4 separate regions of the Homo sapiens genome follow, and all the other regions are linked to region 4. Evidence: chromatin contacts called from ENCODE Hi-C or POLR2A ChIA-PET data. All regions are on one chromosome and are shown on one strand. The core of a region is the stretch at or near the end of the contact, and the rest is flanking DNA. Distances in the headings are between cores, read along the strand shown.

Evidence for each region. Hi-C counts contacts between places; a loop is a spot of excess contacts on that map. ChIA-PET counts read pairs that join two places held with the same protein, here RNA polymerase II (POLR2A). Pooled maps may share reads with other maps.
Region 1: a map with no recorded cell type shows a loop between it and region 4 (15-fold over the local background). The contact joins two enhancer-like sites. A Hi-C loop is called at or near these places in 1 of 37 single-sample maps with no recorded cell type and 3 of 50 pooled maps. POLR2A ChIA-PET finds 5 or more read pairs at or near these places in 1 of 52 experiments (naive thymus-derived CD4-positive, alpha-beta T cell).
Region 2: a pooled map shows a loop between it and region 4 (2.9-fold over the local background). The contact joins the promoter of ECI2-DT here to the enhancer-like site in region 4. A Hi-C loop is called at or near these places in 1 of 168 maps with a recorded cell type or tissue (naive thymus-derived CD4-positive, alpha-beta T cell), 1 of 37 single-sample maps with no recorded cell type and 6 of 50 pooled maps. POLR2A ChIA-PET finds 5 or more read pairs at or near these places in 1 of 52 experiments (BJ).
Region 3: a loop to region 4 is called in a map with no recorded cell type, with 14 times the contacts of the local background. The contact joins the promoter of GCNT2 here to the enhancer-like site in region 4. A Hi-C loop is called at or near these places in 2 of 37 single-sample maps with no recorded cell type and 3 of 50 pooled maps. POLR2A ChIA-PET finds 5 or more read pairs at or near these places in 1 of 52 experiments (Panc1).

The regions. Positions count from the first base shown.
Region 1 is chr6:2,856,269-2,859,392 of GRCh38, forward strand. It overlaps the pseudogene SERPINB9P1. Among named protein-coding and RNA genes, the nearest start is that of MIR4645, 3.7 kb to the left of the region's middle. RefSeq lists an enhancer at 2,311-2,890. Within about 2 kb of position 1,388, at least 23 of the 41 ENCODE cell types and tissues checked have a DNase peak (open chromatin) inside an H3K27ac peak, as active enhancers do.
Region 2 is chr6:4,134,631-4,137,575 of GRCh38, forward strand. ECI2-DT (ECI2 divergent transcript) reads left to right here and starts at 1,442. Exons shown (of 4, transcript NR_103764.1): 1 at 1,442-1,618; 2 at 2,731-2,772. It overlaps ECI2 (enoyl-CoA delta isomerase 2), which reads right to left and starts at 945. Exons shown (of 10, transcript NM_206836.3): 1 at 881-945. The coding sequence starts at 930. RefSeq lists silencers at 991-1,130, 1,291-1,500.
Region 3 is chr6:10,520,099-10,523,076 of GRCh38, forward strand. GCNT2 (glucosaminyl (N-acetyl) transferase 2 (I blood group)) reads left to right here and starts at 1,253. Exons shown (of 5, transcript NM_145649.5): 1 at 1,253-1,319. It overlaps LOC101928146 (a long non-coding RNA gene), which reads right to left and starts at 1,308. Exons shown (of 3, transcript XR_001743961.2): 1 at 1,250-1,308. RefSeq lists an enhancer at 1,540-1,599.
Region 4 is chr6:7,135,347-7,138,450 of GRCh38, forward strand. The region is part of intron 1 of RREB1 (ras responsive element binding protein 1); the gene reads left to right. Among named protein-coding and RNA genes, the nearest start is that of RREB1, 29 kb to the left of the region's middle. RefSeq lists an enhancer at 1,666-1,735. Within about 2 kb of position 1,690, at least 32 of the 41 ENCODE cell types and tissues checked have a DNase peak (open chromatin) inside an H3K27ac peak, as active enhancers do.

The DNA.
Region 1 (3,124 bases), core at 138-2,637, 4.3 Mb before region 4:
CCTAGTAGAGAGGTGTATATTGCAACAAAAACTACAAATCAAAACAGGGCTGCAGCTCAAGAATCTTCAAGTTTCCTGTACCCCACCACTGGTTTAAGACAAGGATCAAGTTCATTTCAAGTAACTTATTAGTTACTAGTTAGTAATTGGTGGTAATTTCTTTTTTTTCTTTTTTTTTTAGATGGAGTCTCACCCTGTTGCCCAGGCTGGAGTGCAGTGGCACGATCTTGGCTCACTGCAAGCTCCACCTCCCGAGTTCAAGCCATTCTCCTGCCTCAGCCTCCCCAAGTATCTGGGACTACAGGTGCCTGCCACCATGCCTGGCTAATTTTTGTATTTCTAGTAGAGACAGGGTTTCAGCATGTTGGCCAGGCTGGTCTCGAACTCCTGACCTAAGGTGATCCACCCACCTTGGCCTCCCAAAGTGCTGAGATTACAGGCGTGAGCCACTGTACCCAGCCGATAATTTCATAGATTATCAGCTACCCTGCACATATTCATGTATTGCTTGTCAGTTGACAGGAAAGAGTCTTATCTTATTGGCCAAGAATTTAGCCGGCATCTTTGATCCCATCAGCAGTTTTGCACTTGATATTTGAGGAGTTTCAAAATGCTAGGAGGCTTTGATATTTTCTTTCACCTCAAAACGAAAATGAAACATGGTCCAAAAAGTTTGCGCTAAGACCAAATGGCCAGTGCAATTTGTACAAAGAGTTAACACTGTCCTTTTGGATTTTCAGAAAAAGAGCAAGTAACCTTTATGGAGACTGAAACCATAGCCATTTCCATGGAAGGTTGGGGCAAGAAGCCCTATTTTCAATTTGCTCACACAGAGGCTCTTCATGGGAAGGCCAGACTGCCATGGATGAAACATACAGCGGGGATGTATCCGAACACCGTCTCCTGGCCTGTGAAACAGACCAAGAAGTCCCCTTGGAGTTAGAGGGGCCTCTGTGAGCCCTGAGAGATGCTGCAGCCCAAGGAAGACATGGGAGGAGGCACTAAGCAGTGTCCCAGGAAGTCACATAAAGAAAACATCATTGGCTGCGCTGCTGCAAATCTGTGTCTGGGAGTTTGGGCCAGGGTGAGAGGGTCGCAGGCTCTGGGCGAGGTTTAGGAAGCAGGAAAGAGGAGTGGACCCGCTGGAAGCCAGAGGACAAGGTGGACGGGGTACAAGGAAAGGGGTCCGCCAAGGGCAGCCTGGGAGGACCCTCCTTGATCATGAAAAAAATGAGCAAACGGACACAAATGTCTTTTCAAAAAAGATGCCAAAGGTTGGCCTCAGCAAAGTCCCCTGAAGCATCCCCTTCTTGCTTTCCCTGAGAAGCTAGATTCTGCGTGTGGGGTGGGGCATCCGGACTTGGTGGCTTTCCTTCTGAGCTTTCCCCACCTGAGTCATCTGCAAAGGGCAAGGCTGCAGGCGGGAGAGGCCGGTGTGATGTGACCGCCAGCCACGGTCCCCACACCCCTCTCTGAGGGCTGTCCCCTCCACCTCATGCCATGACAGGAAACTTTATGACCTGTTCACTAAAAAATCACTTAAGGATTGGAAAGCACCTGTCTATAAATAAAGGCAAGGGGGCTGCCATTTTAAAATTGGGGGTGAGACTGGTCGTGTGCTCTCGAGTGGGCGGGGACTTACAGTAACTCAGAGGCAGGGCAGTTCAGGAGCTGTACATGAGCAGAGGCCCGGGTGCTTGGAGGCCGGCCAGCGTTGGTGGGCCTTCCTGAGGACAGGGTATTTGAGACATACAACAACAGACATAAGCAAGGTTATGATAAAGCTGCAAACCGTTTTCCTGTTTTCATGGGGGCGTAAAGCTAAAGCAGCACTGAATTAACTCTCGAAGTGGGAGGAGAGATCACTGTTGAGGCGGGAGAGGGGATATGGAAAAGTCTGCGTTAGGACTCAGCTGTGTCTGCCGCCAAGGCAAGGGTAACTAATAGATAACAGGCCTTAAGAATTGCTATCTTTGCTCCTCTTCCTGTCTCCCCCTCTCCCTCCCCCTCCCCCTTCCACCCTGTTTCTCCCTTCCTCTCACCCCCTCTCTGCTTCCTGTACTTTTTTTTTTTTTTTTTTTGAGCCAGAGGCTTGCTTTGTTTCCCAGCCTGGAGTGCAGTGGCGGGATCTGGGCTCACTGCGACCTCTGCCTCCCGGGTTCAAGCAATTCTCCTGCCTCAGCCTCCCGAGTAGCTGGGATTACAGGCACACGCAACCATGCCTGGCTAATTTTTGTAATGTTAGTAGAGATGGGGTTTCACCATATTGGTCAGGCTGGTCTTGATCTCTTGACCTTGTGATCTGCCCACCCCAGCCTCCCAAAGTGCTGGGATTACAGGCATAAGCCACCATGCCTGGTCTCTTCTTTCTTTCATCTGGCTTCTAGAAAAAGAAAGTTCTGCCTCAAGGCCTGGGAAAAATAGTTTGGTTTCATTTTGTTTTTCTCCAGCTGACAGTGGTTCTCTGAGTGAATGCCCCTTTCTCATGGCCCCACCTCTGTTTGACCCACCCTACCTCTTCCCCACACCCAAACCAGCCTCCTTCTGCTGCCAGATCATCCTCGGAGCCAGAGATCCCCGCTGGTTTGGACAATAAACATTTGTTGTGCACTTTCTATTACAGTGCCAAATATCAGGTTAGGTTCTGGGGAGATGAGAAAGGATTAAGCAGTGTCCCAGCCTCCAAGGAGATCATGTGACTCCACTGATCATAAATGATGGCCCTGGAAAAAGTTCCAACTCCTCTTCAGTATGGCTCCAGCTGAATGGCTCTGTCCCCTGCCCCTTCTCTGTCTGGGCTGGTCCCTCTGGTAACTGTCTTATGGGTCTTCTCCCTCCACACCGTCGCTCATGCAGGCCCTTCAGTGTAGTACAGCCTCACAGATGCTCAGCTCAGCAGCCCTTTGCTTGAGCTTTTGGGTTTAACCTCCATCCTCTTCCTGTTGTCTGTATCTCTGCGTCATCAAACATCTAAATTTAAGTCTCCTATCTGTGTGATCTTAGACAAGTGTCTAGTGTCAAGTGTCTAGTGGACAAAGGTTTCTAAACCTTTGTCCTCCATTCCTCATTTGTGAAAGGAAGGTAATGGCTTCCGCTTTGTCCATGGCTTAGAGTTGTTCTAAAA
Region 2 (2,945 bases), core at 192-2,691, 3.0 Mb before region 4:
GAACTCTAGGTTCAAACTTTGGACTATTAGTAACTGATTCAGTAAGATCAGCCTAGAGTAAGTTTTACATTAAAATGATTTTCTGTAAAGGGAAAAACTGCATCTTATATGGCAAATTCCACGTAGAAAACGAAAGAAAAATTTAAAATATCCACAGAAAGCCGAAATGTACAAGTTTCCACAAAATGTGGAACAAATTTATTTTTAAATAAAGCGTGAGTTTTAAAAACAAATAGCAAAAACACGACCATTTAAGAAAATACATAAAGTCGGGAAAATCACTCATAATTCTACCACTTCAAGGCCACCACCGTGTTTCGGTTTTGTTCCCTATGCACAGATTCGTGCGGGTTCCCGGGACCCCAGGGAGGTGCAGCGTGCTTCTTAGCCGTTACTCTGTACCCGGCCATTTCACTTTATAGCATACGTGTTCTCCAAGAAGCAGAGTGTTAAGTCCACACGAGTGATAACGGCTTGCGTTTACCTCGCTTTTAGCAAGCGACGCTTTGCACCCCAGAAGCAGCCCGGCTGGGAAGTGCAGGCCCGGGTGCTCAGCTGGGGCGGCTCACCCGCCCGGAGTCCGGCCCCAGGAGGATGGGAGCGTGCGCGGAGGCAGGCGGAGACCTTGGGGACTGCTGACAGGGAACCATAGCCCTGACCTCCCGACGCGCCCATCCTGACCACTCCGGGCCCAGCGGTGCAGGAGGGCGCGCGTGAGGTCGTCACTTTTTAGCACTACCTCACCGGAAAACCAGCAAAGCAAAATCCTGTTGCCACCTAGACAATAGGGAAGGAGGGTCTTCCAACGGCGGCGACCTTCGCCTGGACAGCGGTATCCTGCGGGCGACCATGGGCCGAACGGCCGGGACTCCAAGCTTACCTCGGACACGAACGCCGCGCCAGTCTCCAAGCCAAGTACGCCATCGCCATCCCTTGGGCGGCTCTAGGGCTGCGGGGGCTCGGGGGTGGGGCCGGGTCTCGGGGGCGGGGCCTAGCTCGGTCTGCGGGGGCTCGGGGGTGGGGCCGGGTCTCGGGGGTGGAGCCGGGACTCGGGGGCGGGGCCTAGGCTCCCGGGCTGCGGGGGCTCGGGGGTGGGGCCGGGGCTTGGGTGCGGGGCGGGGCCGAGAGCAGAGCCCAGGCAGGAGCCTGGGGCATGGGCGGGGCCAGGGTTGGGGCGGGGCCAGGCTGAGAGCGTAGCCACGCCGCATTCGCCATCGCTAGCCCGTGGCCTCCTCTGGGGCTGCGGGGGCTCGGGGGTGGGGCCGGGGGGGTCGGTGCGTGGGCGGGGCGGGAGCTCTAGGCGGTTAGGAGTCGGGGCTCAGATGCGGGGGCGGGGCCGGAGCGAGGCCGGGTATCACCCGGGAGTGGAGGAAGTGCGGGGGGTTCGCGGCGCGGGGAGGGTGATCCCGGGAGGACTTGCGCGGCGCGTGGGGCGGGGCACAGATGCTCCCCGGCCTGGCTCCGAGTAACTGCGAGCTGGAGGCGCGGCTGCTCTCTCGGGCGGACCTCAGCTCTGCGAACCCTGTGGCTGCCGGAGCACTGAGCGCCCTGCCCGGAGTCCCGCGGAGCCTGGCGAGGAGGGGTCGCTGCATCCCGAGGGCCAGCCCTGAGCCGGGAGGTGGGGTAACAATTGAGGGCGTATGCTTAAAAGCTGCTAGGTCATGCATCCCCAAATCGAAGGTTTGCAGACCTGGTAGGACGCCTGGGGGTCAGAAGTGATTTTTGGAGTACCCAAGTTTTTAGTGTCAGTGAAGAGTTTGTGGATATTTTTGAGTTCTGCTGAGGCATTTGCAAAGTATTTTCTTTGGGGAAGAATTCTTAAGAGTTGGAAGGGCCTTGGCTGTGTCACCTTGTCCAGTTCCCAGAGAACCAAAAAACAAAACAGAACAAAACGAAACAAAACCACCCCTCTAAATTCTGTGCCCAAGTTGTCCCATCCAAGCATGCCTAGGAGTTTTAGATTTATGTAGCTGACACCTGTGGACTACCTATAGTGAGCCAGGCTAATTGTAAGTCTTTGGACAACCCTGTAAGGAAAATGATATTGCCCTGTTGAGCTGATGTGGAAATTGCCCTGTTGAGCATATTGCCCTGTTGAGCTGATGTGGAAACTGAGACCCAGAAAGATTAATCAGGTGAATTCCCCAAAGACAGGAGGCTTGCAGGTGGGCAGAGTCCAAGTCTCAAGTAACTTTATCATTAAGTTTCATCAGGTAGATCTGGGTAATAGTGTAGATGGGGCAACACCAAAAGTCAAATAGAACAATTTGGGCTTATCCCAAAGAGATTTTTTTTTTTTTGAGATGGAGTTTCCGTCTTGTTGCGTAGGCTGGAGTGCACTGGCACAATCTCGGCTCACTGCAACCTCCACCTCCTGGGTTCAAGTGATTCTCCTGTCTCGGGCTCCCGAGTAGCTGGGATTACAAGCATGCGCCACCAGGCCCGGCTAATTTTTTGTATTTAGTAGAGATGGGGTTTCACCTTGTTGGTCAGACTGGTCTCAAACTCCTGATTTCAGGTGATCCACCCGCTTCGGCCTCCCAGTGTTGGGATTACAGGTGTGAGCCACCACACCTGGCCTCTCCATATATTACAAAGTGGTAGTTGGTAGGCTGAGCTGCCTCTCTCAGAGACCTTGACTCTCTCCAAGGCTGTTAGATAACCTCAGAGGTAATGGAAATGCAGTAATCAGATATTGCAGATAATACAAGACTCATTCATTTCCAGAAGATGAAACAGCTGTCATGGAAATATTTTTTAAATCTCATACTGGTAAGCATATTTTGATAGTGAAACCTTTTGCAATGCAAGCAAACTACTCTCAGGCTTATACCTACCACAGAAAAGAGTGGGGTGTGGGAAATTAGCTTATCTTTTTCAAACTATAATTTTAAAAATATAGAAAGAGCATGTGTCAAAGATTTACTTAGCTCATTAATTAGGGA
Region 3 (2,978 bases), core at 3-2,502, 3.4 Mb after region 4:
CTTTCTGTACTAAAAATACAAAAATTACCCGGGCATAGTGGTGGATGCCTGTAGTCCCAGCTACTCAGGAGGCTGAGGCAGGAGAATTGCTTGAACCTGGGAGGCAGAGGGTGCAGTGAGCTGAGATTGTGACACTGCACTGGGTGACAGAGCAAGGCTCTGTCACAAAAAAAAAAAAAAAAAAAAAAAGTTGATTTGCTATTTCTTCAGTTTATCCTGGCTTTATGACTGGAAAAAAATTTTTTTTAACTCAGTTGGATTTTTTCTTTTTTTTTTTTTTTTTTTAAGTTGATGTCTCACTATGTTGCCCAGGCTGGTCTCAGAATTCCTGGGCTCAAACAACCCTCCCGCCTCAGCCTCCCTAGTAGCTGAAACTGCAGGTGCACACCACCATACCCTGCTTTATCCCCACTGAATTTTATAAGCTGCTTCTGACTGCAAAGTGTTTGGCAGAAGAGAGGGATATGGCTAAATGCACGGTATGACTAGCTTGTTTCCTGGGACAGGAATCAGTTCATTCCTGAAAGGGTATGTAAAGAGCCCGTTTGCCTGGCCTAGGAAAAGCCAGAGGTTCAGAGAGAGGAAGTGACTTGCTCAAGATATACAGCTTGCATTAGAGAGGAGAGAACTTGCCTTCTGAAAATGCCCAGGGCATTTTCTACTAAATTCTGCTGCCACCTTAGGATTCCCCTTCCCCAGTGTGGGTAGCATTTGAGCAGAACACATATCTAAATCTGTTAGAGGTTACCCTGGGGCAGAGACTATAAGATTTCCTACCAATAACTAAACATAAGAGTGGAACCTTAAACACGAGGGGTCTGTGAGGGAATCCAAAACTTCCCCTCTTGAAAAAGCAGCCTCTAAGGGGGCAAAATGGAGGGTAGTCTTAGGAAAACACCCAAATAATTATCCTGAGGTCTATCTTGGAGTGTCCTCATGAAAAACCCAGTTACACCCAGGGCAGTTACCTTTCTGAGCGGTTTCTTATAACATTCCTGGAGTGGAAAGTGATCAACTCAAAGCCCTCCAGGACTCTAGAGGCAGGGGATGAGCTGGTGTCAGGTAGCACCTGGTATCCAGCAGCTTAAAAAATCCAGACTCTAGGCAGGCTCTCTGTAGACGTGTGTTCTCCTGTCTCAGACTCTTAGGGCAGGCCTTGGGGGTGGGACTGAAAGCAAACAGACCTTCCCACTTTCACATTCCAGCCTCTGTTATTCCACTTAAAACGCTAGGGTTAAACTGCGTTTACCTTAAACAGGCTTACTGTGTTCACTGCTGGACGCCTCTGGGCAATCTTACCCTCCTGGGAACTGAGAGAGGTAGGTGGAGGTCAGCGTGCTGGGAAACTGGTGGAGGGAGGAAACTGCGGGGAGCTGGTCTTCTCGTGTTACCTCTGTTAAATCGCTGACAGCAGTTTAAGGTCCAATAGGCTGGTACTCAAATGGGCTGCGTGGATGTTTTATATTTCCAGAACCTAGCACAGTGCCGGGCATAAAGTAAGTACACCAAAAAATGTTGAATGAGTCATTTGGTCATGAGATTTCTGTTTTCAAAGGTTTTTTTTTTTTCAAAGAATAGCATGTTTGTATGTTGTTTCATTACATGATGGGCCTACTGGGCACGAGGGTTTTCCATCTGTCTCTAAATCATTAGTATCCTTCTGTATCTCAGTTACAACTTTTAACTTTGTAGGAAAGAACAACGTTCACTTCAGACTTAATGGTTTATGTTTCTCAGTTCCTTCAGGCAAGGGAAAATGTTTCCAGAATTTGATAAGGTACTTGGTACTGTCTGGCATTTAAATTTTTTTTTTTTTTTCCAGACATAGTCTCACTCTGTCACCCAGGCGAGAGTACGGTGGTGCGATCTCAGCTTACTGCAACCCCCACCTCCTGGGTCCTGCCTCAGCCTCCTGAGTAGCTGGGACTACAGGCATGCACAACCAAGCCCGGCTAATTTTTGTATCTTTAGTAGAGATGGGGTTTCATCATGTTGGCCAGGCTGGTCTCAAACTCCTGACTCCATGTGATCCACCTGCCTCAGCCTCCTGAAGTGCTGGGATTACAGGCGTGAGCCACCGTCCACAGCCTGAAATGTATTTTATTTAATTAGTTGCTGTGAGGTATGAACATTCCTGTGAGGTATGAACCTCATTTGATAATAGGTAAAATTGAAAATGAAGCTCTGGGCCATGTAGAAAAGTAGTAGATCCATATTGCCATTCTATGAAAACCCATCTTCTGATATTAAAGACAGGTCTACTAAGTAAATTCAGGTTTTGCCAAACTCAAAGCTACTTTTCTGTTTTCCTTATTTTTAAATGTAGGCCTTTGAGAGTCGTCACTTGTAAATAGTCTTTCTGCACCTGGTAGTAGATTGGCCAAATAGAGGGTAGTTACCTGTAGGCTGTGGTTTTCCAGAAGAAATAGGGAGACTGTAATCCCAGGCCCTGGGGACCCTACAGCGTAAAGGATCTGTTTCTTTGCACTCTGTTCTGATTGAACAGCATATTGCAATTATCGGAAGAAGGGAGGCTATATTCTTTCATGTAATTATTCTTAGTGATCAGAAGCTTGAGGTCTCCCTTGTGGAAGTATTCTACCTATGGCAGTAATTTTTGGTTCCTGTAACTTCAAAATCCTATCAAGGACTTTCTGAGCGATAGAGGTCGGGAGGGTAAGAGCAAAACTCCATCCAGAAAGGTGAAAACAACAAACAAAGCCTCGGGCACGGAGATTGGGCTGCTGTTCTAGCTTCTCATAATATCCCATTTATAGAATACACTCAATCCTCAACTCCAGGGTAACTTTCTGCAACAGTAAAATTAGACTTAAAACGAATGAGGTTCTCCAGCTCTGGCTTCTCCCGGAGACCCTGGCTTGGAAAGCCTGGAGTTGTCAGATATCTTTTCATGTGCAAACGCAGGCGGAAAGTGCCTTTAAGGCCTCGACTCCGCCTAGTAACTGAGCTGCTATTTA
Region 4 (3,104 bases), core at 440-2,939:
GGACCGTAAATCCAGGGAAATTCTAAGCATTCTGAAAGCTGCTTTTAGGCAGGGCAGCAGCCAAAAGACCAGCTGGTAGATTGAGACCTTTCTGAAAAACCTGACTTCATTCTCTTGTGGTTCCATTTTCCTTTTTTTCAAATGGGGTCTAGTGGCTTAGCTGTGGTTATTCCACAGCTGATGCCTCTTTCATTGCTGTTCTTCTGGTTCTGACAACAACAGCATTCTTGCACCACTTAACTCTCCAAGATGCAGGCAGGGGAGGTGACTGCCTCATTTCTGATGTGCTTGTTAGCTACAGGAAAAGCATCTTAGTATTCTACCTTTGTCTAGGACTTGGGACTGGGAGCAGGTATTCCGTTTAAGTTTTATGTGCCATCTGTATATTTTCAAAAACATTTAACATGATCTTTATTTCAAGCTTTTATAGCCCTTTCAAGTTGCTCTAGGGGACTTAGCAAAACAGGTAGACAGTAAGTATGGATCAACTGAGCACAGGAAAGAATGGGATTTGGGAAGATCACATTGTTTGGATTTTCTGCTGATACTAAAGCTGGATTTTTACTACACAGGCAGGGAGAAATTACTGTCCTGTGGTGGACCTGGTGAGAGAGGTGGCATATGACTAAGCAAGTCAGCTGACCTCAATTAAAGGGCTGTGACCATCTGTACAATGGGACCAGTACCTCCTCCAACTGTTGGTCTCAGCTGAGTGAGATTCCCATGTCTGAGGAGGTGATCAGGGGTGATGATGACTTTTGATGGAACTGACCTCACACAGGTTTCTGGGGGAAAAAACCCACCAAACTTTATTTTAAGAATTCTAAAACAATTTTACAATTCTGATTTGAGTAGAAGTTTGATTTGAAAAGGGACTTCATCTGCACCTTCTCTCTTGCCTTTGTTTATAGATGTCAGTAATGCCCGTATTTTAAAAAGTTGAAATGAGTTATAAATTATATCTTAAGGATTTTAGTTTGTTTTGAAGAATTGTTTAATTGGCTAGGATTTCTCCCCCCTTCAGTAGCTTCAGATCCCAATGGCTAGGCAATATGGAGATAATAGTAAACAGGATTTTGTAAGAGATGTTATTTATTTATTTATTTTTAAATAGAGATAAGGTCTTGCTATGTTGCCCAGGCCGGTCTCGAACTCCTGGGCTCCAGCAACCCGCTATCCTCAGCTTCCCAAAATGTTGGGATTACAGGCATGAGCCACTACCCTCAGCCTGAGACATTATTTGAGGAGGAGGTCATGAATATATAATTAACTTAGGAGTACAAATGAAAAGTTTTCTCTTGAACCTACCTTTTTGAACAGAAGAGGTGATTTTTAGGTATAATGGTGTGCAAAGTAACAAATAACAGCCTCTAAAGACATTTAAAACAATAAATAAAGCATAAATATCTTTATTCAGGATGAACTGAGTTCTGAAGCCTGATGTTTTCAAGAGTTCTTTATTATCAGGTGGCTTGTGAAAGCCCGTCGTTAACCAAACGTGTTGTGTTTGCCTCAGAATTTTATTAAAAAGGTATGCATAGGTTCATATCCCCCTTATGTGAGGTGGCAGTGAAACAGAAACTTGATAGAAATATTGAGGAGGGGAAAAGATGAAGCCACCGCGGCACCTGGCCTCCCTCTTTCACTTCCCTTTCCAACTCTGCTCCTTTGAGATGTTCTTCGAGAAGATGGAGGAAGCTTGCTGGGTTTAGGGTCATCACCCAGGATCTGGCGACGGGAGTGCCTCAACATGGGGAGTTCCCTCCCCAAAGCCCAGAGCTAATTCGTCACATCCAGCTGCTGTCAGGAGTTGAGCAGTCCTGTCCCCTGGCTTTCCTGGGAAGGCCTGGGTGGAGGCGGCAGGAGCAGGCAAGGGACCAAGAGAGTGCCTGCTAGACCTGATGCCTCTCCCTTCCCCCCTGAGCCCCCAGGGAAGGAGCTGCCTTATAGACTCGGGTACAGGGAGGCAGGGAATAGAGGGTTGGAATCCAGAAAAGAGGGTGGAGGGCATGACTGCAGTTACTGCCATTGTCTCAGGACAGACAGACCAAGCCCTGGTACAGAAATTGTTTGGCTGTTGGCCTTTTCTCTTCAGATGTTTACATGCAGGAAGTGCCTTTGATAAAGTATGGTTTGCTAACATGAGTATGATATGCATGCGCATTTTTGGATGCCAAACACATAGGCAGATGAAACTAAGAAGCCAGATGCTAAGATAGTTGTTGATGAATTGAAACTAGCCTAACTGGCTCCACTGTTGGAGTCATTTGCTCAAACTACTCCAAACTTTTGTTTGGTCTACTGAAAACATTAGTTGGAAAGGTACAGCGTTAATTTAAGGCAGGGAAGCCTCCAGCACGTGAGAGTCGTGTCTCTCTCGGTGATGCTGGGAGGGAAGGATGGGAGATGAGAGTCATTTCACGGCCGCCTAGCTCCTCCTCTTCCTCTCCCTGCCCTGGAGCTGCAGCCTCAGCTTTCAGAGTCTCTTGCCTGGTGGTAGGCCCGGCGAGCGGTTGGATTTTAAGTATCTCAGTTATTTTCAGTATCATCAGTCATCACTTTCAGAGTTCCTTTTCTTTTTCAAGGGTACCCAGTCTAACTGTTTAGCTCCTTTTCAATAGCCCTCCTCACTCACTTACGCCTAGTCAGGAAGATTAATAATGTTAACTGATTTACTATCACTGCAAAAAGCATTAGTTAATTAGACTTTTACACCTCAGTCAGATGGCATTAGACACCCTTTGTGCACTTTAACTCAAGGATGTTAAAGACCTAAATCTTTCAGAAAAAAAGAAAAGAAAGAAAAAGGACAGGCACTTTTCCAGTTTAAGCTGCATGTTGGTCCATGTTAATTAGGCATTTGTCCTTTAGTCTGGAGGTGATAGAAAATGCCAGTTACTGTGGTATTTAACTGACATCAAACTCCTGTCCAAATAATTCAGTTGGGCCCAGCCTTCTCTCTTAATTGGTGGGAAGGAAAACTTCGGCACACACCCAGAATAGGGAGGAAACTGTTACGTTGAACATTTTGAAGTTTCATTCTGAAGGATCTGAAAGACACTTGAATATTTTTTAAATTAACTATCCAGTTGAGCTTTTTAAAA